2 separate regions of the Homo sapiens genome follow, and region 2 is linked to region 1. Evidence: read pairs that join two places in POLR2A ChIA-PET (ENCODE). Cell type or tissue: OCI-LY7. All regions are shown on one strand. Each heading gives the region's core, and the rest is flanking DNA. Links, peaks and the distances in the headings are about the cores only.

Region 1 (12,706 bases), core at 628-8,627:
AGCAGGCACGTGCTGAGTGAGGGGACCAAGGAGGCTGACCCACTTCATAACAACTTGCTCTCTCAGGAGCTAATCCATTTCCATAAGAACGAATACAATCTCCCAGGAACAAGAACTCACTCACTATCTTGAGAATGACACCAGTCTATTCATGAGGGATCCACCCCAGTGAGCCAAACACCTCACACTAGGCCCCACCTCCACACTGGCAATTAAACTTCAACATGAGTTTGGGCGGGAACAAACCACATCCAAACTGTAGCATCCTCCTAGACTAGCCCTTGGAGGTGGGCTGCCTCCACAAAAGGAATGCAATTTTTGATAAAGTGGTTTTGTTGGCTGAAGACAGTTGCTGGACAGGGACTCATTCAAGAGTTGGCCAGCAACCCTCCCAGCAGCTGGGGGAGTGAGTATCTCAGTCCTGAAAGGTAGCATACCAGAGCATCCACTACACCTGCATTTTCTGATTTTTTTTTCTATTTATTTGTTATTTTTCTAGAGATGGGGTCTCAGCTGTGTTGCCCAGACTGGTCTCAAACTCCTGGGCTCAAGTGATCTTCTCACCTTGGCCTATCAAAGTGCTAGGGTTATAGGCATGAACTACTGCACTCAGCCTGCATTTTCTGATTTCAAAATGACACTATCATCCACTATCTGATCTTTTCCACTCCTGACAGCTCTCTTTTTTCATTTGCTACCCAAGTCTTTTCCTTTCCTAGTGACCTTATAAAATATCATCCAGGCCAGGCACAGTGGCTCACGCCTGTAATCCCAGCACTTTAGGAGGCTGAGGCGGGAGAATCACTTGAGGTCAGGAGTTTGAGACCAGCCTGAACAACGTGGTAAAACCCTGTCTCCACTAAAAATACAAAAGTTAGCCACGTTTGGCAGCATGTGTCTGTAATCAAGTGGCTGAGGCACGAGAATCACTTGAATCCAAAAGGTGGAGGTTGCAGTGACCTGAGTTAGTGCCACCGCACTCCAGCCTAAGCAACAGGGTGAGACTGTGTCTCAAAAAATTTAAAAAAAAACATAATCCAGGGCCAGAGGCAGTGGCTAACACCTGTATTCCCAGCACTTTGGGAGGCTGAGGTGGGAGGATCCCTTGAGCCAAGGAGTTCAAGACTAAACATAGGGAGATCTCGTGCTCTCTCTCTCTCTCTTTCTCTCTCTCTCTCTCTCTCTATATATATATATACACACACACACACACACACACACACACACACACACATCATGCAGGTACAGTTTTGTATCATCTGTTTCAAAGGGCAACGCACTAAATAAAGCTGTACTCAACTTTTGAAAGCCCTCTTTTAAGATTAAAAAACTTCACAGGGTCCAGGCACGGTGGCTCACACCTGTAATCCCAGCACTTTGGGAGGCCAAGGTGGGTGGATGCCGAGGTGGGCAATCACGAGGTCAGGAGTTCGAGACCAGCCTGGCAAACATGGTGAAACCCCATCTCTAAAAAAAAAAATACAAAAATTAGCTGGGTGCAGTGGTGCACACCTGTAGTCCCAGCTACTTGGGAGGCTGAGGCAGGAGAATCACTTGAACCTGGGAAGCGGAGGTTGCAGTGAGCCAAGATTGAGCCATTGCACTCCAGCCTGGGTGACAGAGTGAGACTCCGTCTCAAAAAAGAAAAAACAGAAATAAAACAAAACAAAAAAACTTTACAAATCTCCACATAATAGTATCATAGTAGTAACTGAATGAATGCCCATTACAATAAATAATAAAAGCTATTATAAACTTGTTAAACTGGTTTAATCATGTGAACACCCACATATGTATGACACAAAAAAAGATAAGTATTTATATAAGGACATTTCTTGTTCTGGTGAGAGAGACAATGCTTGGTGTGCACACAAGTTCTTCAACTACCTGGATTAGGATGCTGCCTATAATTGTGTACAATAACGGAGTAGTCAGCTGAGGGGCAAGTGGAGATAGAAATCCAGCCCAATCTCTTATCACCAAGTTTTTCATCCCACCAAGGGCTGAATGTACCTGCAGAAAGGTGGCATTTTTTTAAAATCAATTGCCAAAACAAGATACCACTCAGGTCTCTCTTTTCTATTTAACATTAAGGCACCTCTATGCCAGCCCTGAACCTGCCCAGTGACTGATCACAAGCTTTGAGTCTGGAGTCAGTCCAAGATGTGGATTATGGCTTTGCCACTTACTTGCTATTAACCTTTGTTGTAGTCTGAATGTTTGTCCCCACACCCCCAAATTATAGTTATTGAAATTATAACTCCCAAGGTGATGGTATCAGGAGGTGGGGCCTTTGGGAGGTGACTGGTTCAATAGAGTGGAACCCTCATGAATGGGAGAAATGCCTTCATAAAGGAGATGGCTGGAGAAAACTAGTTAGCCCTTTCCACCAAGTGAGGTTACAGCAGTAAGACAGCTGTCAATGAGGGAGTGAACCCTCACCAGCCACTGAATCTTATGGTGCCTTGATCTTGGACTTCCCAGCCACTAAAACTGTGAGAAATAAATTTATGATGTTTATAAGCCACCCAATCTATGGCTTATAAACATAGCAGCCAAAATGGACAAAGACCACTTATCCATCAGCTTGTCTGTTTTTTTGTTTGTTTGTTTTTGAGACGGAGTCTCGCTCTGTCACCAGGCTGGAATGCAATGGCGTGATCTCAGCTCACTGCAACCTCCACCTACCGTGTTCAAGCGATTCTCCTGCCTCAGCCTCCCAAGTAGGTGGGATTACAGGCACCTGCCATCATACCTGGCTAATTTTTGTATTTTTGTAGAGATGGAGTTTAACCATGTTGGCCAGGCTGGTCTTGAACTCCCGACCTCAGGTGATCCGCCCACCTCGGCCTCCCAAAGTGCTGTGATTACAGGCATGAGCCACCGTGCCCAGCCCAACTTGTCTGTTAAATGAGATCATAACATCCCCCTCTCTGTGGTTGTGCTGTTCCTTCAGGTAGCAAATGGATACCATCTATTTTCATAGATCTTGTTTTATCAACTGTATTGTGGTATAATTTACATACAATAAAATATACAAGCATTAAGTATACAGTTTGATAAGTTATGGTAATGTAAACCGGTGACCAGATAGATAACCTGTGTGTTTTTTATACTGTCCAGAGATTGTATCAGACTCTGTGGAAATTACAAAGTAGCATAAAGCATCCTTACTTTGGTTAAACCCTTGATTGGGTTAGGCCTGGGATGTAAGTTCTCACAGCCCCCTACTTCCTCTGCATAACCACACATCACATTGTCTGTCACTCTCCTAGTCTGTAAAGCTACTTGAGGGCATCTCGAGCGTTTTCCCTGCTGTATCTGCAGGCATCTAACACAGTGCGTGGACATTCTGTAAGCATTTGTTGCAAGATAAATGAAAAAAACGTACAAAGTTAACAATGGATATCATGCTGAGTTTGTGCCAAACAAAACAGTCATTTGAAGAAGACCCGGAACAACCTTATGGGTTAGTAATTAGTAAAGACCAGTAGAGAAGGTGGCCTTTGAGAAGGGTCAGGTTTCAATAGGATTAAGGAGCATTTCAGAGCTAAACCAAGTACTTGGAAGAGATAAAAGCAGTGGGCTCAGGCACCAGCCTAGCCCACTGTGCATGAAGCTTGGTGGGGCTAAACATGATTATCAGTCCTTTAACTTTTATTGAACGCCTTCACTTCCAGATTTCTAAGTGGGGCTCAGGAATTATAATAGATGTCCACAGCTGCATGGTCTTCTCTCTCCACAACACGCAGACACTATTAGAAGTAAAAGCCACGTGTCCTCAAGAGGGCAAGGCAAAGCATCTTCAGATGTCTCTGCCCTTAAAGCACACGCGTTCTGCTCTGCGACGAAGCAGGACAAGGAGGACAGGGACCTGCACCTCCGGAGGCCCGCACCTACGAAGATAGCGGGCTCGGGACCTTCGGTGGACCGGCAGGGTTCCAGAGGCCCGCGCGCCGCCGCCCCGCCCTCATTGCTGAGCCTGCCAGGTAAGCAGCCCCAGCGCCGTGCCCGCGCGACCTCTACTCCTTCCGGGAGGGTCGCGCTCACGTCTGAAGTGGGAGCAATGCACCGGGACAGGGACACCTCCTAGGCCATGCCTGTTCCAGTCCAGTTCTGCCTGAAAGTCCGGCTGGCTCATCACCTGCCTAAATAAAACCGTATACGGGCAAACTCCCTCCGCAAGCAGCGCGCCCCAGCACCGGAAGTGACGCGTTACGTGCCCGCGTATTCCTACCGGCGTATTCCCGCCCTGCTTTTCGCCCGCCGTTCCGTGGCGGGAACTGAGGCGACTGTGGGGACATCAGTGATCGTAAGTCTCCTGGGCCCGTTATTCTCAGATTAGGTGACGGAGCTAAGACTTCGAGACCATCTCGTCCTTTTTGTATCGCGGAAACCTGAGGAACGAGCCGGCGGCGGTGACCTGCACGAGAAGCCAGGCTAACTGGTAACCTGCTGGAGGAACTGCAAGCCCGCTTCGCCTTCCCCACTCCTGCCCTTGATGCCCCTTGTGAGGTCTTCCACCTCCTTCGGGGCCCCAGCCTAGTGGCCCTTTCATGCCCTGGCCGCGCCCTTTGGTGAAATGGTGGTTCCGGACAGCATCTTGCAGGCCCCGGCTTTGGGCTGTATTAATGTTTAACAGCCCGAGGCAGGGATGGACTAATCCAGTAACGTTATAAAAACCTTGGCTGCTAACAGATATTAAAAATTTATTTTATTGAGCATATCCCCATATGCCAAGCAAGGAACTATGTATTTGCATACATTCTTTTATTTAACTCAGTTGTCCTGTGGAATAGGCCTTAGCTCCTTTAACAGAAAAGGAAACCGGGTATCATAGATGGTAATTCATTCACCAAATATTACGGAGCATCTACCATGTACCAGGCACTGTTCTAGGCACCAGGGCATGTAGCAGTGAAAAAAATAGAATTAACCGGGGACTTTTCAGGCGAGCTAATGATGCTTTTTATCCCTGAAAACAGCCTGGAAGAATGTTTACCTGCATGTTAGAAATAGTTACCTTCTGGGTGGGATTTTGTATTACTTTTTTAAATCTCTCATGCTTTTATGCATTGTTTTGATTTCTTCAAGTGAGTGTGTTATGAGAAAAACAGCTGTTTCTATTTTAACAACAGAGTCCCCCACCTTCCCTTCCCCACAGAAAGTCTCTGAAGGTAGGTAAGCATTGACTCTGCCATGAAAATAGGTCCCTGGCCAGGCGAGATGGCTCACACCTGTAATCCCAGCACTTTGGGAGGCCGGGGCAGGAGGATTACTTGAGCCCAGGAGTTCCAGACCAGCCTAGGCAACATGGTGAAACCCTGTCTCTACCAAAAATTTAAAAAATTAGCCGGGGGTGGTGGCACGCACCTGTAGTCCTAGCTACTGGGGAGGCTGAAGTGGGAAGATGACAGGAGCCTGGGATGTCAAGGCTGCAGTGAACCATGATTCCGCCACTGCACTCCATCCTAGGCAAAAGAGTGAGACCCTGTCTCAAAAACAACAACAACAAAAAAAGGTCTTTGAGTTCTGACCCAAGGAAAGGAGTGAAGGTTCTCATTTGTGGTGCAAGCAGAGCACCTTTAATTGCCGAAGAGTCCATTTCAGGGTCTGAGCTAGAGCTAGGCCCATGACTGTGAAAGAAACCATGGAGGCCCATGTGGTTTGGTCATTAGCAACATCATATTTATCAATGCATTTGGAACTCATTAAACATTTTTGTGACATATGATCTTTGTTCTATAACTCCTGCACTAGAAATAGATTCTAAGTTCGTTAGGGACTTTGACCACTTTTCTGTTCTTGTAGCCCTCAGTACAGTGCATTCAGAGTGTCCTAGGTCATGGGGTGATGTCCTTTATTATGTAACATCTTTGCACAAGGCTAAGTTTATTTTCGGGCTGTACTTTCTCATAATGGTTCCCCACCACCACCCCCGCTTTCCTATGGTGCTGATTCGCAATAAAAGTTTCAATAAAAGCTTTTTTTTTCTGTCTTGCACCTGACCAGGGTGAAGTACCATGCAAGCATTTCTTAAAGGTACATCCATCAGTACTAAACCCCCGCTGACCAAGGATCGAGGAGTAGCTGCCAGTGCGGGAAGTAGCGGAGAGAACAAGAAAGCCAAACCCGTTCCCTGGGTGGAAAAATAGTAAGAACACTTGTGTCTTTGTTAAAATAATTCATAAATTATCTCTCTAACCAGTACTGATCACTTTTTTTTTTTTTTAACTTATGGAGGAATGCTTTGTTCTGTTTAGAAGTTGTCTTTGAAAAAAAATCACCCACTTATATAAGTCATAGAACCCTGGAACTAAAGTTACCTGAGAATAATCTAGTTTAACTCCCTTATTTTGTAGATAAACTGAGATCTCTACAAGCAGAGGCTTCCATTTTAGGGGCTGGGATACAGAAGTGAAGAAAACAAAAGTTTCTGTAAACTGGCTATAAATACTAGGTCAGGAGTTCTACTTAAATCCAAATATGTAATCTGTTCCTCCTTCTTCTCATTACAATAGGTGGAAAGTATTATTATTATTATTACTATTTTTGAGACGGAGTCTCACTCTGTTGCCCAGGCTGGCGTGCAGTGGCATGGTCTCGACTCACTGCAACCTCCACCTCCTGGGTTCAGGTGATTATCCTGCCTCAGCCTCCCAAATAGTAGGGATTACAGGTGCCCACCACCACACCTGGCTAATTTTTTGTATTTTTAGTAGAGACGGGGTTTCACCATGTTGGTCAGGTCGATCGCAAACTCCTGACCTCAAGTGATCCACCTGCCTTGGCTTCCCAAAGTGCTGGGATTACATGCATGAGCCACCGCGCCCAGCCCTGGAAATTCAGTTTTGGTTAGCTCATACATTTTTGTCCAAACAACACTTGAATTAGCATTTAAATTGTCAGTCACCACCTGGCATGGTGGCTCATGCCTATAATCCTGTATGTAATCCCAGCAATTTGGGAGGCCAAGGTGGGAGGATCACTTGAGGCCAGGAGTTCCAGACCAGCCTGGCCAACATGTCGAAACCCCCTCTTTACTGGGAAAAAAAAAAAAAAAAAATTAGCCAGGCATGTTGGCGGGCACCTGTAATCCCAGCTACTTGGGAGGCTGAGGCACGAGAATCACTTGAACCTGGGAGGCAGAAATTGCAGTGAGCTGAGATCACACCACTGCATTCCAGCCTGGGTGACAGAACGAGACTCTGTCTCAAATAAATAAATAAAATTGTCAGTCATCTAAGTGATATTACCACAAGTAATTGTAACTATTGGTTGAATGTAGCCTCGGTAATTACCAATGTTTACAGATTACTTATAGGCCGAGTAAGGCCCTCATATGTTTTTTGTGTTTTTGTTTTTTGCTTGCCTTTTTGTTTGTTTGTTTTTTTGGGACAGATTCTCACTTTGTCACCCAGGCTGGAGTGCAGTGGCGCAATGTCAGCTCACTGCAACCTCTGCCTCCCAGGTTCAAGTGATTCTCCTGCCTCAGCCTCCCGAGTAGCTGGGATTACAGACATGCCCCACCACACTCAGCTAATTTTTGTATTTTTAATAGAGACAAGGTTTCATCGTGTTGACCAGGCTGGTCTTCAACTCCTGATCTCAGGTGATCTGCCTGCCTTGGCCTCCCAAAGTGCTGGGATTACAGGCGTGAGTCACTGCGCCCAGCCCCTTATATGTTTTGTTTGGCACCAATAAACCTCATGAAAATCTAGATTTTTTTAATTATGTGGAGGAGGGTCTGGATTTTCAGCTTCTCAGGAGATCAGGCAACACTGGGGGCAGGTTCTCACATGACAGGAGTTATATGGACTTGTGTACTGCTTCTCCTTTTGGAAAGGTCGTGTGTTCCTCAATTTGCCATGGTCCCTACTATATCTTGCATCACACTCTGCCTTCCTCACTCTTGTTATCTGCTTAATCTCTGCAGGTATTTGAATATGAGTCCCTGCTTTATAACATATACTGGATTCCCAAGAGAAGACATTAAAAAAAAAAATCATAATTCCTACCTAGTGTTAACCTGATTTATCGAAAAGTATGGATCAAAGAACTTTTGATTAGTTAACTAAGCACAAAGCCTAAGCTTAGAGTTGGAAGTGTAACTTTGTTCTAGCTTCTCTTAAAAATCACTGTTGTAAGATGAAAATTATATATGATACTTCATATTGGTTCAGCTTGTTGTTTTTGTTAGCCCTCAATGAATTGAATAGGTCTTCATTTTTTTATGCAGTTAGATGATGGAAAAAATTGGCATTAACCAGTTAACACATACTAAGTATATATGTAACTACATTAACCAAAATAGTTACCTATACTAAGGTTACTAAATGGTTTTCCCTTTTCATCTTAAGATTCATGATCTTATTTTGTCAAAGTGGAACAATGCTTTTTTTTTTTCTTTTGAGACAGAGTCTTGCTCTGTCGCCCAGGCTGAAGTGCAGTGGTGCGATCTTGGCTCACTGCAACTTCTGCCTCCTGGGTTCAAATGGGACTACAGGCATGTGCCACCACGCCCACCTAATTTTTTTTGTATTTTTAATACAGACGGGGTTTCACCATGTTGACCAGGCTGGTCTCAAACTCCTGATCTCAGGTGATCTGCCTCCCAAAGTGCTGGGATTACAGGCGTGAGCCACCGCATCCGGCCAATAATAATGCTTTCTAAGCAGGTGTTCACTTTAATTTTTTTTTTTTTTTTTTTTTTGAGATAAAGTTTCGCTCTTGTGACCCAGGTTGGAGTGCAATGATACGATCTCGGCTCACCACAACCTCTGCCTCCAGGGTTCAAGCGCTTCTCCTTCCTCAGCCTCCCGAGTAGCTGGCATTACAGGCATGCACCACCATGCCCGGCTAATTTTATATTTTTAGTAGAGACAGTGTTTCTCCGTGTTGGTCAGGCTGGTCTTGAACTCCTGACCTCAGGTGATCCACCTGCTTCAGCCTCCCTAAGTGTTGGGATTAGTGTGAGCCATCGCACCCAGCCCCACTTTAATTTCTTTTTTTTTTTTTTTTTTTTTGAGACAGAGTCTCCCTCTGTCACCCAGGCTGGAGTGCAGTGGTGCGATCTCAGCTCACTGCAAGCTCTGCCTCCCAGGTTCGTGCCGTTCTCCTGCCTCAGCCTCCCAAGTAGCTGGGACTACAGGCGCTCACCACCACGCCTGGCTAATTTTTTGTGTTTTTAGTAGAGACGGGGTTTCACTGTGTTAGCCAGGATGGTCTTAATCCCCCACTTTAATTTCTAATTAGTGTTTGTAGCATATAAAATAAAATCCTTTTTCTTTAATTTTTGTGGGTATAACAGATTCGAGCAATGCAGAAAGGAAGTAAAACATTATTTCACTCTTTCAGAATGTGTTTGGTTACGGTAAAAACAAGTGGGGTTTCCACCTATTTCCGATTATGAAAAAGTTTCTCATTTCATTGCTGATGTTTAAGAATGGTCATTGGTATTTTAGTAGAAGGAACACTTGAGAGTTTTCTGTGGCTACTATAATATACTAAATAACCTCTTTCCTCCTTCTCACCCCGCAAGTCGCCCAAAATGTGTGGATGAAGTTGCTTTCCAGGAAGAAGTGGTTGCAGTGCTGAAAAAATCTTTAGAAGGAGCAGATGTGAGTTGCAAATGGTGTTTAATGTCATTGGGATATTTAAGACTTAATTTATTCACCCTCTTTCTTCCTTTATAACTTCTAGCCCTCGTTAAATATCTTGCTCTGTGTACAGTAGGTCCTTGATAACTATTTGTACAATGATAATTAGTTCAAATATTTATTGAGCATCTCCTATTTAATCTTACATAGCAGTGTTACCTAGTATTCAAGTAAAAGTCATAGTAATTAAGACAAACTATGAAACATAGACATAGAACAAGACATAAAACATAGAACAAGACAAACTATGCCCCTTTTTTCATGGGTTTTTATTGGTAAGGAAAGATAGAATAAACAAGTAAACCAATAAATAATTATAGGTAGTAATATGTGCTATAAAGAAGAGCCAGAGATTCCTCTAAAGTATAATTGCTTACTAACTTTAGGATTTGGATTGACCTATAATACAAAAAAAAAATCGAGCTTTGAATTCTGCTTATAGCTCTCTCTTCTGCTGTGATCTGGGGGATAAAGTATCCATGGATAACTTGCATTGTAAATTATTCTGAGATAAGATAAACCCATGTGAAAAATTAGCAACTTAAAGTTGTGTTATGATGAATGCCCAAAGTGCTTTAACAGCTCAGTAAAGTGCTGAAGTGGGATGTGGTTTTTGCTTTAGTTTCAAGATTTGCTTCCTTCCTCTCAATCTGGCTGCTTTTAATTAGAAGTTCTTTTGGGTTTTGCTGCCATCATTCCCTTGCTGAAATTATATTACTACAGTACACATTTTGAAAGAAGTTAAATTTATAAAACTATTTAGAATCTTTTTCTTTACCAGTATGTGTTTTGATTTGACTCGCATACTCTTATACCTTTTTGGCCGGCCACAGTGGCTCACGCCTGTAATCCTAGCGTTTCGGGAGGCTGAGATGGGAAGATCACTTGAGGTCAGGAGTTCAAGACCAGCCTGGCCAACATGGTGAAACCCCATCTCTACCAAAAATTAGAAAAAGTAGCCAGGCGTGGTGGCACACACCTGTAGTCCCAGCTACTCAGGAGGCTAAAGCGGGAGAATCATTTGAACCTGGGAGGCGGAGGGGTTGCAGTGAGCCAAGATTGTGCCACTGTACTCCAGCCTGGGTGACAGAGTGAGACTCTGGTCTCAAAAATAAATAAATAAATAAGTAATAAAAAATAAATAACACAAATACTCTTATACCTTTTAATTTTATAATAGTATAGCATTTTATTTTTTGGTATATTCTGCTTGCATATCTTGGTAACAGTATATACCATTTTAATTGCAGTTGCATAGTAATTACACAGATTGCAGGACAATATCTAATTTAATTACTAGTATCTTCAGCAAATGTAGTGAGATTAAGATCCAGTTCTTTTGTTTTTTTGTTTTTTTTTGTAATTGAGACAGAGTCTTGCTCTGTCACGCAGGCTGGAGTGCAGTGGCGTGATACCAGCTCACTGCAACCTCCGCCTCCCAGGCTCAAGTGATCCTCCCACCTCAGCCTCCCAAGTAGCTGGGACTACAGGCATGCACCACCACACACAGCTCATTTTTGTATTTTTAGTAGAGATGGTGTTTAGCCATGTCAAGTGACCTGCCCGCTTTGGCCACCTAAAATGCTGGGATTACAGGCATGAGCCATCATGCCCAGCCTAAGATCTAGTTCTTGACTTTATGCCACGTAATTTATGAGGCTGAAGTAAGAACTTCAGTTTAATATTTTGTGCACCTTTTCAGACTAAGTTTTGTAAAGAGGTGAAATAGTTTTTTTAATTCAAAAGAGTAAAGGAAAACAATTCATTCAATTTATTTTGAAAGGTTTTAAAGAATTATAAGAAGATAATTTTTTCAGAAATTGATTTTAAGAACTGGTATTCCACATACAGTTCTTGAATGTACTACATATATTAGACTAGTGTATAATTAAGGTTTAATAATTTTACCCTGTTTCAAAGAATTTAAATTATTGTATCTGATAGTTAACCTGGATGAATCGTTACATTGTTAAGGGATGCACAGATCAAAATAATAGTTGTAGACCTTAATTACTAAGAAGCCTGGGAGGTTTTTAAGTTATGAATCTCATAGTTTGTTCTGTAAGCTATATGTTATGAATGTAACAGTAATAGTCTTCTAATTAACATATTTGTCTATGTATTGGTTTATTCATTCATTTGGCCAACATTGACTACTGTAGTAGATGCTAGAATACAGATGTGAATAGAACAAATAAGGTTCTTGGTCTTTTAATGAAGTAGACAGGCATTTTACAATTAAGCCCCACAGTGAAATAACAATAAACCAATGCAAAATGCAACAAACACTAATGAGAGAATAGGAGAGGAGACCTACTTTAGACTGAATGGTTTCTGATTTGTAATGCATTAGGAGTTGGCCAGGCAGAAAGAAGAGGATCAGACTCCAGGTCATGGGAGCAACATATGTTCGGGCCAGAAAGTGCCAAGCTGTTAGAAGCCATTGTAAGCTAGAGCCTGGAAGGTGAAGGAGGTGGTAGGCAGATCATGGAAGTCCTTTAGGCCATGGTAAAAAGCTGAGGGTTTTTTGGTTTGTTTTTGTTTTTCTAAGTGGAATAGTTTTAAGTAGCAAGCAGAGTGGTATCTGATTTAGGTGAAGAATGAATGGACAGGAAGAGGGAGGGTTAGGCAAGAGTGGAAACAAACTCTAATGCCTAGTTTCCTGTGTACACTGATTTCCTTATGTGACAGGACATACTGAAGATTGCACAGTATCATAACAGAGCTCATTAGAATTTAGTTGACTTATTAATTTTCACCACGGATCAGTCGACTGCTTGATAGGAGCCAAACTAGCTAGATACAAGGTATAAAAGAAGGTAGCTAGTGATTTAATTTTATCCTTTCCTCTTCTAATGAATTCTCCCTGATACATGCAAGCATCCTTACAGAGTGCATAATCATGATGTGGAGCAGTGCCTAGTACTTAATATATATCTAGTTTTGGATTTTTTGTTAATATTTCTGTTCTTGGTACTTCTGCTCATCCAAAGCCCTAATTATGTCTTTTTTAGTCCTTTTTCCTCAGTTTTGGCCAAATCCCATTA
Region 2 (16,411 bases), core at 7,921-15,920, 250 kb after region 1:
TGAAAGCAGAACCCTTTATAGTGGGTGCCTTGCAGGTCCCCCCTCCATCCAAGTTTAGTCTTCACTATCTCAGGAAGATATCCACCTATGTGCAAATCCGGGCCACAGAAGGAGCTTACCCGCGCCTCTACTGGTCTACATGGAGGCACATCGCTTGTGGGAAGCTGCAGTTGGCCAAGGACCTGGCGTGGCTTTACTTCGAAATATTTGATAGTCTTTCAATGAAGACACCTGAGGAGCGCCTGGAATGGTCTGAGGTTCTGTCCAACTGCATGTCTGAGGAGGAAGTTGAAAAGCAGAGAAATCAGGTACGGATTGATATGTGTGTATACTTAATTACTTTTGGAAAGAAACCATTCTTTTTTAAATTAAAAAATGTTTTTGCTTATTACAATTTTTAGATAGAAACAGAGTTTCACTTTGTTGCCCAGGCTGGTCTTGAACTCCCGGCTTCAAGCAGTCTTCCTGCCTCGGCCTCCCAAAATGTTAGGATTACAGGCATGAGCCACCATGTCTGGCCCAATAAACCATTCTTAATTTTTGTATTAGCTGTAAAATTTTAGGTTTTAGGCTAATGGCCATTGTAATCTCAAGTTATCATTTGAGTTTTAGTAGTTCCAGTTTGGCAGTATTTCATGTATTCAATGAATTAGTCCTTACTTACCAGACCTTACTCACCTACTCCCAAAGCAGTAATGTTACAGAGACCCTGTTATTGAAAAAGGGAAATATTTTACTGACTTTAAAAAGATTTTGGGGTGAATGAGTGTTATGAACAACTGATATGTTACAGTCAGAGCACCTGACTATTTTAAAATGAACATCTGCTACATGATGGGATTCAAAGATGATTAGGATAGCATCTCAACCCTCATGGAGCTTATGGACTAGTAGAGGAAGCTGGTATTAAAAAAAGATGCTATTTAATAGTGTGATATGTATAATAAAAGAATACACAAAGTACAGAAATTGAATAAAGAATGATTTATTTCAGTGATAAGGAAAGACTTCACAGAGAAAGTATATTAATCAAGTAGGCTGATTATAGTAATAGACAACCCAGTATTTCAGTGGCTTAGAACAGTAACAGTTTATTTCTCATTCAGGCAGCAATCTAACACAGTTGCTCCTGGTTGGACAAATCTCTGGGCTGCTGTCATCCAAGCGATGACCAGGGATCCATGCTTCTATCACTTGGAGTCACTGTTAATCAGCTTTGTTAAAAGCTGATTTCATTCATTAAGAACAAACAAATGAAATTCCAGTGGCTTACAGGGGAAAAGGTTTATTTCTTGCCCATTTTACATGTGGGCTTCATTTTTGCTATGGCATTTGTCCAGGCTCCGTGTTTCCCCATTTAGGGACACAGGCTAAAGAAATAGCTTCTGTGTAGATCATTCCCATTCTTATAACAGAAGGGAAGATCAACAGAATGGAGGAAACTCATGATGTCTCTTTTTAAATTCTTATTTTATGTATACAGCTCAATCAGTTTGGGGATAAGTATATGCTGTGAAACCATCATGACCGTCAAGGACATAGACATACCCATCACCCCCCATAGGTTCCCCCTCCTCTTTTATGCTTGTTATTTTGTGTGTGTATCTGTTAAGAACACTTAACATAAGATCTACTGTCTTAGAGAATTTTAAGTATACAACATGTAATTGTTATCTCTAGGCGGTATGCTGTAGAGTAGATCTTCAGAACTTAATTTTCTTGCATAACGGAAACTTTGTAGCCTTTGACCATCAACCTCCCCATTTCCCCCTCCTCCTAGCCCTTGTCAGTCACCCTTCTGTCTGTTTTTATGAGTTTGACTATTTTAGATTCCACATATAAGTGAGATTACATAGCTTTGTCTTTCTGTGTCTGGCGTGTTTTACTTAGCATAATGTCCTCCAGGTCCATCCATGTTGTTGAAAATGGCAGGATTTCTCTCTCTTTCTGTTTTTAAGAGACAGGATCTCACTCTGTTGCCCAAGCTGGAGTACAGGGATGTAATCATAGCTCACTATAGCCTGGAATTTCTGGGCACAAGCAATCCTTCCACCTCAGCCTCCTGAGTGGTTAGGACTACAGGTGTGTGCTATCATGCCTGGCAAATTTTTGTATTTTTTTCATAGAGGTCAGGATCTCACTGTGTTGCCCAGGCTGGTCTTGAACTCTTGGCCTCAAGTGATCCTCCCACCTCAGCCTCCCAAAGTGTTGGGATTACAGGCATAAGCCACTGTACCCAACATGATTTCTTTCTTTTTTAAGGCCAAATGGTACTCCATTATATATGCATGCCAAGTTTTCTTTATCTAGTCATCCATCTGTGGACATTTAGGCTGCTTCCATATCTTGGCCATTATCAATAATGCTGCAATGAACATGGGAGTGCAGGTATTTGCAGGATCCTGATTTCAATTCCTTTGGATAAATACCCAGAAGTGGGATTGCTAGATCGTATGGTAGTTCTCTTTTTTATTTTTTGAGAAACCACTATACTATTTATTTATTTTTTTTTTGAGACGGAGTCTCGCTCTGTCGCCCAGGCTGGAGCGCGGTGGCGCGATCTCAGCTCATTGCAAGCTCCACCTCCCAGGTTCACACCATTCTCCTGCCTCAGCCTCCTGAGTAGCTGGGACTACAGGCACCCACCACCATGCCCGGCTAGTTTTGTGTATTTTTTAATAGAGATGGGGTTCACCATGTTAGCCAGGATGGTCTCAATCTCCTGACCTCATGATCCGCCTGCCTCGGCCTCCCAAAGTGCTGGGATTACAGGCGTGAGCCACCGCGCCCGGCCCTATTTTTTATAATGGCTGTACCAGTTTACATTCTCACTGACAGTGTACCAGGGTTCCCTTTTCTTCACATCCTTACTAATACTTGTTAATCTTTTGTTAACAAGTGTGAGGTGATATCTCATTGTGGTTTTGCTTTATATTTCTCTAATGAGTAGTGATGTTGAGCACCTTTTCGTATACCTGTTGGCCATTTGTATGTCTTCATTGGAGAAATGTCTATTCAGGTCCATAGTCCATTTTTTAATTAGGTTATTTGGTTTTTCTTGCTATTGAGCTGCAGGAGTTCATTATATATTTTCGATATTAACCCCTTACCAGATACATGGTTTACCTTTTCTTCTGTTGATTGTTTCCTTAGTTGTGCAGAAGCTTTTTAGTTTGATATAATTCAACTTATTTTTGCATTGGTTGCCTGTGCTTTTGGTGTCATATCCAAACAATCATTACCAAGACCAATGTCAAGGAGCTTTTTCCTTATTTTTCTCTAGGAGTTTTACCATTTCACCCCTTACATTTAAGTCTTTCCTCCATTTTGAGTTGATTGTGTATGGTATAAGCTATGGTCCCAATTTCATTCTTTTGCATTTGTAGATCCAGTTTTCTCAGCATCATTTATTGAAGAGACTATTCTGCGTTTTGTATTCTTGACACCCTTGTGGAAAATTAGTTGACCATATATGTGTGAGTTTGTTTCTGGACTCATGATGCCTCTTAAAACTTTTGCTCAGATTTGACATAAACTAAGACTACTTTTATTCCATTGGCTAAGGCATTATTCCCATGAAGATGGGAAGGTAAACCACCTTTCAGGAGATAAGGAAAATCCCATGGCCATGGGTAGGGCTGTATAAGCCTCTTAGAGAATTTGAAAGTGAGCAATAGTAAATAATAATACAATTTGCCACAGCCATGCCCACTGGGGCCTCAGAGTCCTTTTGCTTTCATTTCTTTTGAGAGTTTTATTATTAGGCTTGAAAGTGATAAAGATAAATTCATTCACATTCAGTTGCTGTAATTCATTTATGCCATATCTAACTCCAAAGGAAGATGGGAAATGCCATCTAATTACATACCCAGGAAGAAGAAAAAAAGTAGTAAGCATCTAGCAGTCTCTGCCTTATAGGGTCATATCTAAACAACGTTTTGGAAATTGAAAAGTTTATCAAGCAATGAAGAGGGAAAGGGCAGTACATTTATTCATTAATCAAATATTTATTATCTACTATGTACTCGGTATAGTAGTGGATGCTGGGCATATAGAGATGAATAAAACCTTCAGGAAGTTCCAGATTTTTTGAGTGCTTTTTATGTACCAGATGCTTTGCTAGTTACTAGGAGTATAAAAATGGAAAAGGCAAGGATCCTATAGTCTCCATGAAGAAATAATGATAATGTAACAAATAATTGTTTAAAATGGAAGTATATATAAAATCAGGGAATTACACTTAGTGAAAAAAGCCAATCCCAAGAGGTTACATACTATATGATTCTATTTACCTAATGTTCTTGAAATAATAAAATTATAGAGATGGAGAACAAGTAAGTGGTTGCTAAGGGCCTAAGAAGGGGTGAGTGGGACAGAGAAGTGCATATGGCTGTAGAAGGGCAACATGAGAGATTGTTCTGTTGATGGAAATGTTCTCGTATCTTGACTGTATCGGTGTCAATATCCTGATTGTGATATTGTCCTATAGTTTGGCAAGGCGGGTAAAGGGTACATGGGATCTTTCTGTGTGAATTCTCACAACTATATCTCAATCTACAGTTATCTCAGAAGTTCAATTAAGAAAGTAAAAATTTATAAAATATACAAATTCATGGGGCTTCACATTGTTAGTTGATTAAATAGGTCTGGGTGATCCTGAGAATCTGTACTTTTAAGTTTCTCAGATGATAGTGTTTTTAGCCAGGTTGGGAATCAGGGTGAATATAGCTGTAGACCCAGATGTATTACTTTACTTTTTTGCCTCTCCTGTATGGGGGTGGGTAGATGAGGGTAATCAGGGGCTTCAAGTCGTGAGCTTCAACCACACCCTTCCTTGAATAAGAAATGACTATACATCTATCAGACCAACAGTGTTTTTGTCTTTAAGTGAAACACCCCTTTAAGAATTTGCTGAAAACCTGAGGCCTACTCCCTTGAAAAATGCACATATACCAAAAAATTACATACAATTTCAGGTATTGCACTGGTATCCTAAACTTTCTTGACAGGTTTGTGAGTCTTAAGTTAGACCTCTGTCTTAACTGAATTTTCTTCTTTCTTACTTCCATCTACTTATTTATTCAAATTACTAAGGTTGGTTTTTTTTAAATTGTAAGTTTAAACTTCTGAAATAATGTACTTAAAGTATGTACTACATCCTTTCATCAGTTTTGAGAGATAATTTCTATAGCCATAGATGTTATACAGCTTTCTGTGAAGGTAAATTATTCCACTTTAATTAGTTTTAGGAACTCTTGGCCAGGCACAGGGGTTCACGCCTGTAATCCCAGCACTTTGGGAAGCCAAGGCGGGCAGATCACCTGAGGTCAGGAGTTCAAGACCAGCCTGGCCAACATGGTGAAACCCTATCTCTACTAAAAATACAAAAAAATTAGTTGGGCGTGGTGGCACATGCTTGTAATCCCAGCTACTCAGGAGGCAGAGGCAGGAGAATCTCGCTTGAACCAGGAAGGCGGAGGTTGCAGTGAGCTGAGATCGCATCATTGCACTCCAGCCTGGGCGACAAGAGTGAAACTCTGTCTCAAAAAAAAAAGAAAAAGAAACTCTTACATCTGGGTACCAGAGACATACATATCAAAACTGGCAATGTTTCTAAGTTGGTTTTTTTAGGATCAGCCAACTTGTGAATTTACTATGTCTACTTAGTTGTTAGACTAGTGGTTGATGTTTTAAAACGTCTATTCATCTTTTATTTTCTTCTTGGACAGCTTTCAGTGGACACGCTACAGTTTCTGCTCTTCTTATACATTCAACAGTTGAACAAGGTCTCCCTAAGGACATCTTTGATTGGCGAAGAGTGGCCCAGTCCCAGAAACAAATCTCAGTCTCCTGACCTGACTGAAAAATCTAATTGTCATAATAAGGTACTCCTTATATCTTGATCTCATTCTCTAAAAGGGACAATTTGTGTGGGAGATGGTTCACTTGCATTAAAAATTATGATGAGATTTCTTACATAAGCCAGTGATTTGATGGCTTGTTTTGTTTTTCACTTTTTTTTTAAATTATAAAACAAAATCAGTGTGTACAGTCTTAATCACAATAGAGAACTGGTTGCAGTGCCTTCACTGGTAGGAAAACCACTTGCTGATTTGTGGGCAGATCATCACTATGTTCAATTAGCACTGCCGTTTTCAACATGTCAATCAATGCGAATCAACTTATGTGACTAAGGAGCATCAAGAAGATGGAGTGCTTGCAAAATCTTTTGAAATCTACTGAAAAAAATTATAAAAATATCTTCTCATGTTGTTTAAGTAATTACATACGTGACAACCCAGAAGCTAAATTTAACTGCCTCACATTGTGAATTTTAGAGGATGTCTTATTGCTTTTTTCTTTCTGTTTTTGTAAAGAAAACCAAAATATTTTTACTTGTTCTTGTGTAAGTATATTGAAAAACTTTAAGTAAAATGTAGGCCTCAGTATTAATGCCATGTACAAGCTCTTTAAAAATGTTCTAAAGCTAAGAAAAAATATCTCTTTGCTATTTGGAACTTTTCTAATCTCCTTTTTAATAAGTCTCTCCTCCTTTATATTCCATGATGCTATTACTCTTGGTTTTGCTTCTAACTCTCTCTTCTCACTTTCTTTCATAAATTTCTCTCCCCTGGCCCTTACAAGCAGCTATTCTGTCTGGGTCAATTTTCCCTTCTCTCTTAACTTATTCATTCAATGTAATTCTTTATATTCCTACGACTTCATATATCTCAGTGACTCCCAACTTTGTGTCCTTCCCAGAGCTCTTGCTTTATAGTTACCGCTTTATATAGATGCCCTAGCTATAGCTTAAATTCAGAATGTTCAAGCCCAGATGTATGAGAGATACCAGTCACTACCTCTCTCTCCACATGTAGTTCCTGCAGAATGGGCACTGTTAGGAGATGGTGTTTTGAGCCAAGGTAGCCTCCATTCATTTCTGCCTCTATCATTTATTATCATTTAGTCATACGATTTTAGGCAAGTCAGTTAACTTCTCTAGGCCTTGGCTTCCCTTCTGTAAGTGAGGATAATAATGCATGTTTCTGAATGACTATGAGACTTCAGTAATATATTAGCATGGGACTTATTGCATAGTAAGCACCAATAAATGGTGACTTTGGTTTATACTACAGCACGACCTCTCTGAGTAACTGATTGGACCGGGGTGGACACTTGAGTAGCCCATTTATTGCTATACATTTGAAATTGGCCAGATTTAAAGTGACGACCTGGGCCAGTCAGTTCCCCCAGGAAGAAATTATGCATTGGTGATAGGTGTTTGAACTAAAAACGCATTTGACATTGGGACTGGAATAGCCATCATGCTTGTTAATGAACTGGAATTCTAAGGGATTAGAAATTCTGAGGCCAAGCCGGGCGGATCACCTTTATAAGGTTTATATAACTACCTAATTCCTTTTGGGGGATGAGGCAGAGTATAAATACAAAATAATTAAAATATAGAAATTTTAGATCTTGTGGAATCTCTTTATTAAGAGTGCTTTCTTTTAACTTTTTTTTAGAACTGGAATGATTACAGTCACCAAGCTTTTGTCTATGATCATCTGTCTGATCTCCTCGAGCTGCTTTTAGATCCAAAACAACTCACTGCATCATTTCATTCAACCCATAGTAGTCTAGTGTCTCGAGAAGCTGTTGTGGCGCTCAGCTTCCTTATTGAAGGTACAATAAGTAGAGCCAGGAAGATCTATCCACTTCATGAACTTGCACTGTGGCAACCACTGCATGCAGATAGTGGCTTCTCAAAGATCTCTAAGACTTTCTCTTTCTACAAACTGGAAACCTGGTTGAGGTCCTGTTTGACTGGGAATCCATTTGGTACATCAGCTTGCCTCAAGTCTGGAAAGAAATTGGCTTGGGCTCATCAAGGTATTTTTTAATATTTTAATCTACATTAAATTGAATGACAACTTAAGGAACCTAGTGTTTTCTAATATATTAGTGATCTCGTGTCTTCTCTAGAAGACCTAAAAAATACTGCTCCTATAAAAGAGAAAAAGGAACATCTGTCTTTTGTGCATGACTTTTTCTCTCAAGGATTATACTAAAATATTAAAAATGATAGTAGGATTACAAATTATTTTTATCTTCTTTTACTGTTATTTTTCTAAATAACCATATATTATGTACCTGGTACATGTGTAATAAAAGTAAACGTATGTAATAAAAATAAACAAGAAATGTTTTAAAAGAAGAAGAATAATAGCATACTCATGTGACCTCCCAGTATTTCAGCGGTGTTGTTTACAAGGGTGTCCCGGTGGCTTGCAGGGAGGTACAGTCTGAGAAGGCAGTCACGTAACGGTGTGACTGTGTTAGGAGAACCTGCGCGTATTTTTTGAGTGTCAGTTTGTGCAACACACTGTGTGGGATAGGAAGATGTGCTCTCAGGTAGTAATGATCTTAGGAGTAAAGACATGAACTCAGGCTGGGTGCGGTGGCTCACACCTGTAATCCCAGCAATTTGGGAGGCTGAGGTTGGCGGAAGGTGAGGAGTTCGAGACCAGCCTGGCCAACATGGAGAAACCTCAGCTCTACTAAAAATACAAAAATTAGCCAGGCGTGGTGGCATGCACTGGTAATCTCAGCTCCTCAGGACGCTGAGGCAGGAGAATCTCTTGAACCTGGGAGGTGGAGGTTACAGTGAACTGAGATTGCACCACTGCACTCCAGCCTGAGTGACAGAGTGAGACTCCGTCTCACAAAAAAGAAGAAAAAAAGGCATGAACTCAAATAGGATTAATGGGATAATGTGGTAAGTTAGGAAGGGTACAGAATTAATATTATGGTAATTTAGAGAGGTGAATTACGTTTGGGATGATAAAGTAAAGCATCTTGGAGGAGAAGATATTTGAGTTAGGACAGCTTTGCCACTTACTAGCCATATGACCTTAGGCATAGACCTTAACTTGAAGCGTAGACACGAAAAAGTATCTTAGACTTATAGGCAATCTTAAATTCATTATAGGTTTTAAAATTTTTTTTATAACAAAAATGAAAATTCCAAACATACAGAAAGGAATAGAGAATAGTATAGCAAATACCTCTATCCAAAGCCCAGATCTAACGTTTTTGTCCCTACATGTGGTATCTAATTTGAGACATATATACATGTAGACGTGTAACCTCATATGTTTGTTTGTTTTTCTTTGATTTGATACTGCCTCATCTATTTATATGTTTTCTTAAATAGTTGAAGGGACCACCAAAAGAGCTAAGATTGCTTGTAATACTCATGTGGCCCCTAGGATGCACCGACTGGTAGTGATGAGCCAGGTTTACAAGCAGACACTGGCTAAGAGCTCAGACACTCTGGCGGGGGCACATGTAAAGATTCATCGTTGCAACGAATCTTTTATATATCTGCTCTCTCCCTTACGGTAAGCACAGTTTTCATGGTGTTCTGATGTTCTGACATTTTCTTTGGACTGTGACTGATTCTTTTTTTGCCATCAGATAATAATATTTTAGTCAAATTTTTAAAATCTTATTCAGAGGACTTTACCTCATTTTTTCCTTTTTTCAGATCTGTGACAATTGAGAAGTGCAGGAATAGCATCTTTGTCTTGGGCCCTGTAGGGACTACACTTCACCTCCACAGTTGTGACAATGTTAAAGTCATTGCTGTTTGCCATCGTTTGTCCATCTCTTCTACAACAGGTTGCATCTTTCACGTTCTTACGCCTACACGCCCACTTATTCTCTCTGGGAACCAGACAGTAACTTTTGCCCCTTTTCATACACATTACCCAATGCTAGAGGACCATATGGCCAGGACTGGCCTTGCTACAGTGCCTAACTATTGGGATAATCCAATGGTTGTGTGCAGAGAGAACAGCGACACAAGAGTCTTCCAGCTTTTACCACCTTGTGAATTCTATGTATTTATTATTCCCTTTGAAATGGAAGGGGACACAACAGAGATACCCGGGGGTCTTCCATCTGTATATCAGAAAGCACTGGGTCAAAGAGAACAGAAGATACAGATCTGGCAGAAAACTGTGAAGGAGGCTCATTTGACAAAGTGAGTATTTTTTACAAGTAACAGTTTGTGTTTTTTGTGAAACTCCATGGAGAAACAAATTAGTCTGCACATTTTTACAGCTGTGCTAAAGTAATAAAAAATGTAAGGCTGGGCGCGGTGGCTCACGCCTATAATCCCAGCACTTTGGGAGGCCGAGGTGGGTGGATCACCTGAGGTCAGGAGTTTGAGACCAGCCTAGCCAACATGGTGAAACCCCGTCTCTACTAAAAATACAAAAATTAGCTGGGTGTGGTGGCGTGTGCCTGTAATTCCATCTACGTGGGAGGCTGAGGCAGGAGAATTGCTTGAACCCAGGAGGCGGAGGTTGCAGTGAGCCAAGATCGTGCCATTGCACTCCGGCCTGGGCAACAAGAGTGAAACTGTGTCTCAAAAAAAAAAAAAGTAATGTGTTTTTAAATTAAGGTTTGGATTTCAAATTAGTATTTCAAACACTGTTAGGTTGGGGATGGGAGTGGGTAAATATCCAGTATTAGACTCCCTTTTCTTAAGAAGCTAAAGTTTAGTTGGCAAATATAAGACTTACATGAATTTAAAAAATCATACATAGAGTATGCCACATAATCCAATACCATTCTAGGCACCTTCTATGTGCTAACTCATTTATTCTTTGTAATAACACCTTATTACAGGTGAGGAAACCGAAGAACTGAGGAATTAAGTACTTTACCCAAAGTCACACAGGAGCCAGGATTCACACCTAATCAACCTGGTTCCAGAGGTTCTTTTTTTTTCTCTGTTCTGACTTCTCAGTAACCAGAGGTTCTTAAATGCCTCTAATGTCTTCATTGTTTTCTTTCAAATATTGTCATACCATATCATACTGTACAATAATAACATTATAATAATGTGTTGTAAAAATGGATGATCATGAAAAAACATTCTTTTAAAGCAGTTCTGTTGTTTGAATGGTTCTAGTATTTAAATGGTTAGATTCTCTACACTTGATCTCAGCCAAAAGGCCAAGAAACGATGAAGTGCTTAGATTCTCTTACATGTGAAAAGCTCCTGCATATACATGTGCAGACTGTGGGATGTAAGCACTTAATAAATGCTGACTCTGAGTCAGTGTTTTCAAGTGGTGAGATCCACAGTGATCCCAGAAACAATGAAAGTAGTCAGTTTAACTTTGGGAATATAGGAAGACAGAAATCAGTTTGAAACAAATTGCCAGTGTGACCCTTTTAACAGTGATTACATCATGTCATTTCCCTGCTCTGACCCCTCTAATGGCCTCCCATCATACTTCAAATAAAATCCAAAGCCTTTACCATACTTACCAGGCTCTCTCTTCCTCAATTTCTGCCGTTCTTTTCCTCATTTCCTCCTTCCCGGCATACAGCAGTCATCTTACTATTACTTAATCACTGCCCTCTGACCAAAGACCACCAGGAACACATCTATAGAACAAAGGTGGATTGTGTTGACTCATGGCAAGGAGGGAGAGAAGTGTGTTTCATCTCAGTAAAAGGTTGGGGAACATGGAAAACTGTGTTTCAACTCAGTAAACAGGTGTTAAAAGGAACTTATCGTTGGATTTTGGCTTGTGTTAATGATTTGGGGGAGAGTTCTAGGAAGCAGGACTATCTGGAAGTGAGAGTAATGTGTGATTTGACAGTTTAATAACTTTTATATCTAAGGCAGGAGGAAGGAAGGAAGAGCTAAAACTATAATTGTAAAGAAGTAGCCACTCCTCCAGGAAAGGAATGTTTAGTGATTTTATGGTTTGGGTCACAACATTTTTTTGGAGGTTGGTGTGGGGGTTTCTGAACTGAGATACGATTACGGAGTGATCTTGTTCTTTCTTTGGTCTATCATCATCCCAGAGTGGCTTTGTCTAATGGTGGTGGTTTAAGGTATTGTTTATGTTCAACAAAAGAATACAATAGCAAGTCCAGATCCTACACCAAGGCCTAGCTGACAGTGCTAGGCTAGCTCCTGGCTGTCAGGAGCTACTCTTCTCTTTCTTATCATGAACATGTGAAATACGCTCTCACTTTGGAACCTTTGTACTTTTTTGGTCTCTTCTGCCTGGTATATTCCTCTCCAAATACTCATTCTGCTTATTCCATCATTTCATTTAGACCTAAGCTCAAATATTATCTTAGGGAGGCCATCTCTCTCCATTCTTTCTCTGAAATAACATTTCCAGAATTGCTATTCCTTCACCCTGCTCTATTTTTCTCCATGGCACCTAGAACTACTTAACTTTATATTATATTTTTATTGTATTGTATTGTATTGTACTGTATTTATTTTGAGACAGCATCTCGCTTTGTTGCCCAGGCTGGAGTGCAGTGGTGTGATCTTAGCTTACTGCAGCCTCCACCTCCTGGGTTCAAGCGATTTTCCTGCCTCAGCCTCCCGAGTAGCTGGGACTTAACAAACATGTGCTACCATGCCTGGCTAATTTTTATATTTTTTGTAGAGACAGGGTTTCACCATGTTAGCCAGGCTGGTCTTGAACTCCTGGCCTCAAGCGATCCACCCGCGTTGGCCTCCCAAAGTGCTGGGATTACAGGCGTTAGTCACCATGCCCGGCCTATTTATTTTATTTTTACCTATCTTTCCTACTAGAATATATAGTCTTCAGGAGCATGGATTACACAGATCACAATGTGAATGGTGCCCTCTGGAGTCGTGAAGTGTCATCCTGCTTCAACAGGGGCCTTGTCTCTTCTCTATACATTTATCCCCATCAGTCAGAACAGTACCCAGTGTTCACTTGGTCCTTGGTAAATATCTGACAATGAAAAAGTAGAAAGAGGACATTGTATCTGATCAATCCTTTGTGGGGTGGGGGTGTCCAGTGTACTCTGAACAGTGAGAACAAAAGGATAACAAGAAATAATTAATCATTTAACATTATCCTATTAAAATATTGTATAATTGCTTAGAGTACAATTTATATGAATTCATGTTCTTATATTCTTTTTACTCATAATCGCAATTTTAGGGATCAAAGGAAGCAGTTCCAGGTACTGGTAGAGAACAAGTTTTATGAATGGTTGATTAATACAGGACATCGCCAACAGCTGGACAGCCTTGTACCCCCTGCAGCAGGCTCCAAACAAGCAGCTGGATAAGGATCTTACATGCAGACACTGGTAGGCATTTATACCACTTAAAACAGATTCTTTTGGGGAAATCTTTCAAGCATAAAAAAAAGGCACAGAATATTATATACTAAACATGCCCAAATTTTTTCTACCGCTCCTACCAGCATACACGGACCTTTATGTACCCATATTTACCATATTTTATAGTGAGAAAACCAACCAAAATATTCAGATGGAGCCTATAGAATTTGGGGCCAATATAATGGCCAAATTTTGTCTTATTTTGCTTTTTGCCTGGGACAAGTTGTACTGTCCAAAGATACCACATTCCCCCATACATAGTTCTAAGTTTTATTCTCCTTTTCTAAACCTTTCCTCTTATCCATTCCCCTCACAAAAACCAATTTACAAATTAGCTGATCTTTGCTAATTACACATATTAGCAGTAATAAATTACCAGAATTAATCCAAATGAAGATTTGATTACTGAACACTAGAAGATCATGGATTAAATAGAAGAGAATATGCATACAAACAAATTTACTGGAAGTAAATTTAATCCAGACATATGGTATTCTTTTTTTTTTTTTTGAGACTGAGTCTCTGTCTCTCGCCCAGGCTGGAGTGCAGTGGCGCCATCTCAGCTCACTGCAGCTTCCGCCTCCTGGGTTCAAGTGATTCTCGCACCTCAGTCTCCGGAGTAGCTGGGAAAACAGGCATGCACCACCACAGCTGGCTAATTTTTGTATTTGTAGTAGAGGCTGGGTTTCACCATGTTGGCCAGGCTGGTCTCAAAACTCCTGACCTCAGGTGATCCACTTGCCTTGGCTTCCCAAAGTGATGGGAGTACAGGCATAAACCACTGCGCCCAGCCCCAAACGTATGGTATTCTTTTTTAATAGAGATTAGTATACTGTGTTAGTTTAAAGTTTTTTTTTTTTTTTTTTTTGAGGCAGAGTCTCCCTCTGTCACCTAGGCTGGAGTTGCAGTGGCACAATCTCAGTTCACTGCAAGCTCCGCTCCCCCGGTTCAAGCAATTCTCCTGCCTCAGCCTACCAAGTAGCTGAGATTACAGGCACGCACCACCGTGCCCAGCTAATTTTTGTATGTTTAGTAGAGACTTAGTTTCACCATGTTGGCTGGGCTGATCTTGAACTCCTAAACTCCTGAACATCGCCCACCTCGGCTTCCCAAAGTGTTGGGATTACAGACGTGAGCCACCGGAACTGGCCTAAAGTATTTTTAAATGCTAGCAATAGAAAACAGACAAAGGACAATAATAGATAGTTCACAGAAAAATACTTAGAGACACAAAAATGCTTACTTAAAATTAAAGAAATGTAAAATACTATTTTTTATTAGACTGGCAAAGAGCAAAAGCTGGTAGTACACAATACTGGCAAAACATTTCGTTTACCACTAGGAAAGTGTATATGTAACCTCTGTGGGGGGCAGTTTGACAAAATCAAAATTAAAAATACAAATTTTCTCTGACTCAGCGATTTCTTTTTTCTTTTTCTAGAGATGAGGTCTAATTCTCTTACAGGCTAAAGTGCAGTGGCACAATCATAGCTCACTGCAGCCTCCAACTCCTGCGCTCAAGCAATCCTGTCTCAGCTGGGACTGCAGGTGCATGCTATCACACCCAATTGATCTTTTTATTTTTCTTTAGAGACAGGGTCTCACTTTGTTGTCCAGGCTGGTCTTAAACTCCTGGCTTAAAGCGTTCCTCCTGCCTCGGCCTCCCAAAGTGCTGGGATTACAGGCATGAGCTACTGCACCTGCCCTGATTTAGCAGTTTCACTTATTATTAATAGAATTTATCTTACAGATAAACTCATGTATGTAGGGATCAATTAATTAATTAATTAATTTATTTATTTATTTTTGAGATGGAGTCTCACTCTGTCCCCCAAACTGGAGTGCAGTGGTGCGGTCTCGGCTCACTGCAACCGTCACTTCCCAGGTTCAAGTGATTCTCCTGTCTCAGCCTCCTGAGTAGCTGAGATTACAGGAACCGGCCACCGCACCCGGCTAATTTTTGTATTTTTAGTAGAGACGAGGTTTCACCATGATGGCCCAGGCTGGTCTTGAACTCCTGACCTCAGGTGATCTGCCCACCTTGGCCTCCCAAAGTGCTGGGATTACAGGCATGAGCGACTGCTTCTGGCCTATTTATTTAATTTTTAAATTGACAGATGAATTGTATATATTTATCATTTCCAGCATGATGTTTTGAAATATATATGCATGTGGAATGGCCAAATCAAGCTAGTTAACATTAGAACCTCACATAGTTGTCATTTTTGCAGTGAGAACACTTAAAATCTACTCTCTTTGTTTTTTTCAAGATCACACAGTATTGTTATTAACAACAGTCACCATGTTGTACATTAGATCTCTTCAATGTATTCCTCTTAGCTAACCGAAATTTTGTAACTGAAGATGTTTGATGTGGCATTGTTTAAAAAAACTGTGGACTAGAAACACCCCAAATGCAGTGTATTTATATGCTAATTATATGCCTAACAATCTTTGAAAGAATATAAAGAAATTATAAACAGTGTTTGTCTTTGAGGAATGAGATTGGGTGTCTAGGGTGGGAGAAAACTTCTTAAAAATTTTATTGAGATAAAATATTACCACATAACATTATGGGAAGTAAATTCACCTTTTTAAAGTAAAGAATTCAGTAGCTTTTAAGTATATTCAGAAGTTTGTGCAACTATCACCACTAAAAAATCTAGAACATTTTCATCACCTTCAAAATAAAGCTCGTACACATTGTAGGCCACTCCTTATTCCTCCAACCCCTACATTTCCTCTTCCCCTTAGTCCTTGGCACCACTAATCTACTTTGTCCATTTTGGACATTTTATGTAAATGGAATCATATAACATGTGGCTTCTTGTGTCTGGGTTCTTTCAGTTAGTGTAGTGTTTTCAAGATTCATCCATGTAGCCATGTATCAGTACTGCATTCTTTTTCATGGCCAGATAATATTCCATCGTGTGGATCTACCATTTTGTTTATCTGTTGATCAGTTGATGGACATTTGGCTTGTGTCTACTTTTCAGCTGTTGTGAGTAATGCTGCTGTGTACATTTGTGTACAAGTTTTTGTGTAGACATTTGTTTTTATTTCTCATGGATATATACCTAGAAGCGGAATTGTGAGGAATATATTTAACTTTTAAAGGAATTGCAGTTTTCCAAAGCTGTAAAAGTGTATTTTTTGCTTTAAATATTTACATTTCTTAAGGGTGTATTTTTTTTTAAAGAATTTA

Evidence for each region. ChIA-PET counts read pairs that join two places held together with the same protein. Peaks named below come from ENCODE experiments on the same cell type or tissue, not always from the same donor. Only the 100,000 strongest peaks of a DNase experiment are listed, where the experiment ranks them.
Region 2: POLR2A ChIA-PET joins it to region 1 with 10 read pairs; 6 of 35 experiments call an interaction of 5 or more read pairs at or near these places.

Annotation. Positions count from the first base shown.
Region 1 is chr3:186,798,031-186,810,736 of GRCh38, reverse strand. It overlaps RFC4 (replication factor C subunit 4), which reads left to right and starts at 4,255. Exons shown (of 11, transcript NM_002916.5): 1 at 4,255-4,447; 2 at 6,013-6,154; 3 at 9,542-9,620. The coding sequence starts at 6,024. RefSeq lists enhancers at 3,476-4,087, 4,088-4,699. In OCI-LY7, for the core only: no CTCF peak of the experiment used is centred there; DNase peaks (open chromatin) are centred at 3,226 and 4,226; H3K4me3 peaks cover 3,082 bases; H3K27ac peaks cover 2,297 bases.
Region 2 is chr3:186,547,891-186,564,301 of GRCh38, reverse strand. TBCCD1 (TBCC domain containing 1) reads left to right here. Exons shown (of 8, transcript NM_018138.5): 2 at 1-308; 3 at 5,730-5,885; 4 at 7,527-7,893; 5 at 9,218-9,404; 6 at 9,551-10,048; 7 at 13,023-13,173. The coding sequence ends at 13,152. Among named protein-coding and RNA genes, the nearest start is that of TBCCD1, 11 kb to the left of the region's middle. RefSeq lists a silencer at 11,308-11,602 and an enhancer at 10,892-12,091. In OCI-LY7, for the core only: no CTCF peak of the experiment used is centred there; no DNase peak of the experiment used is centred there.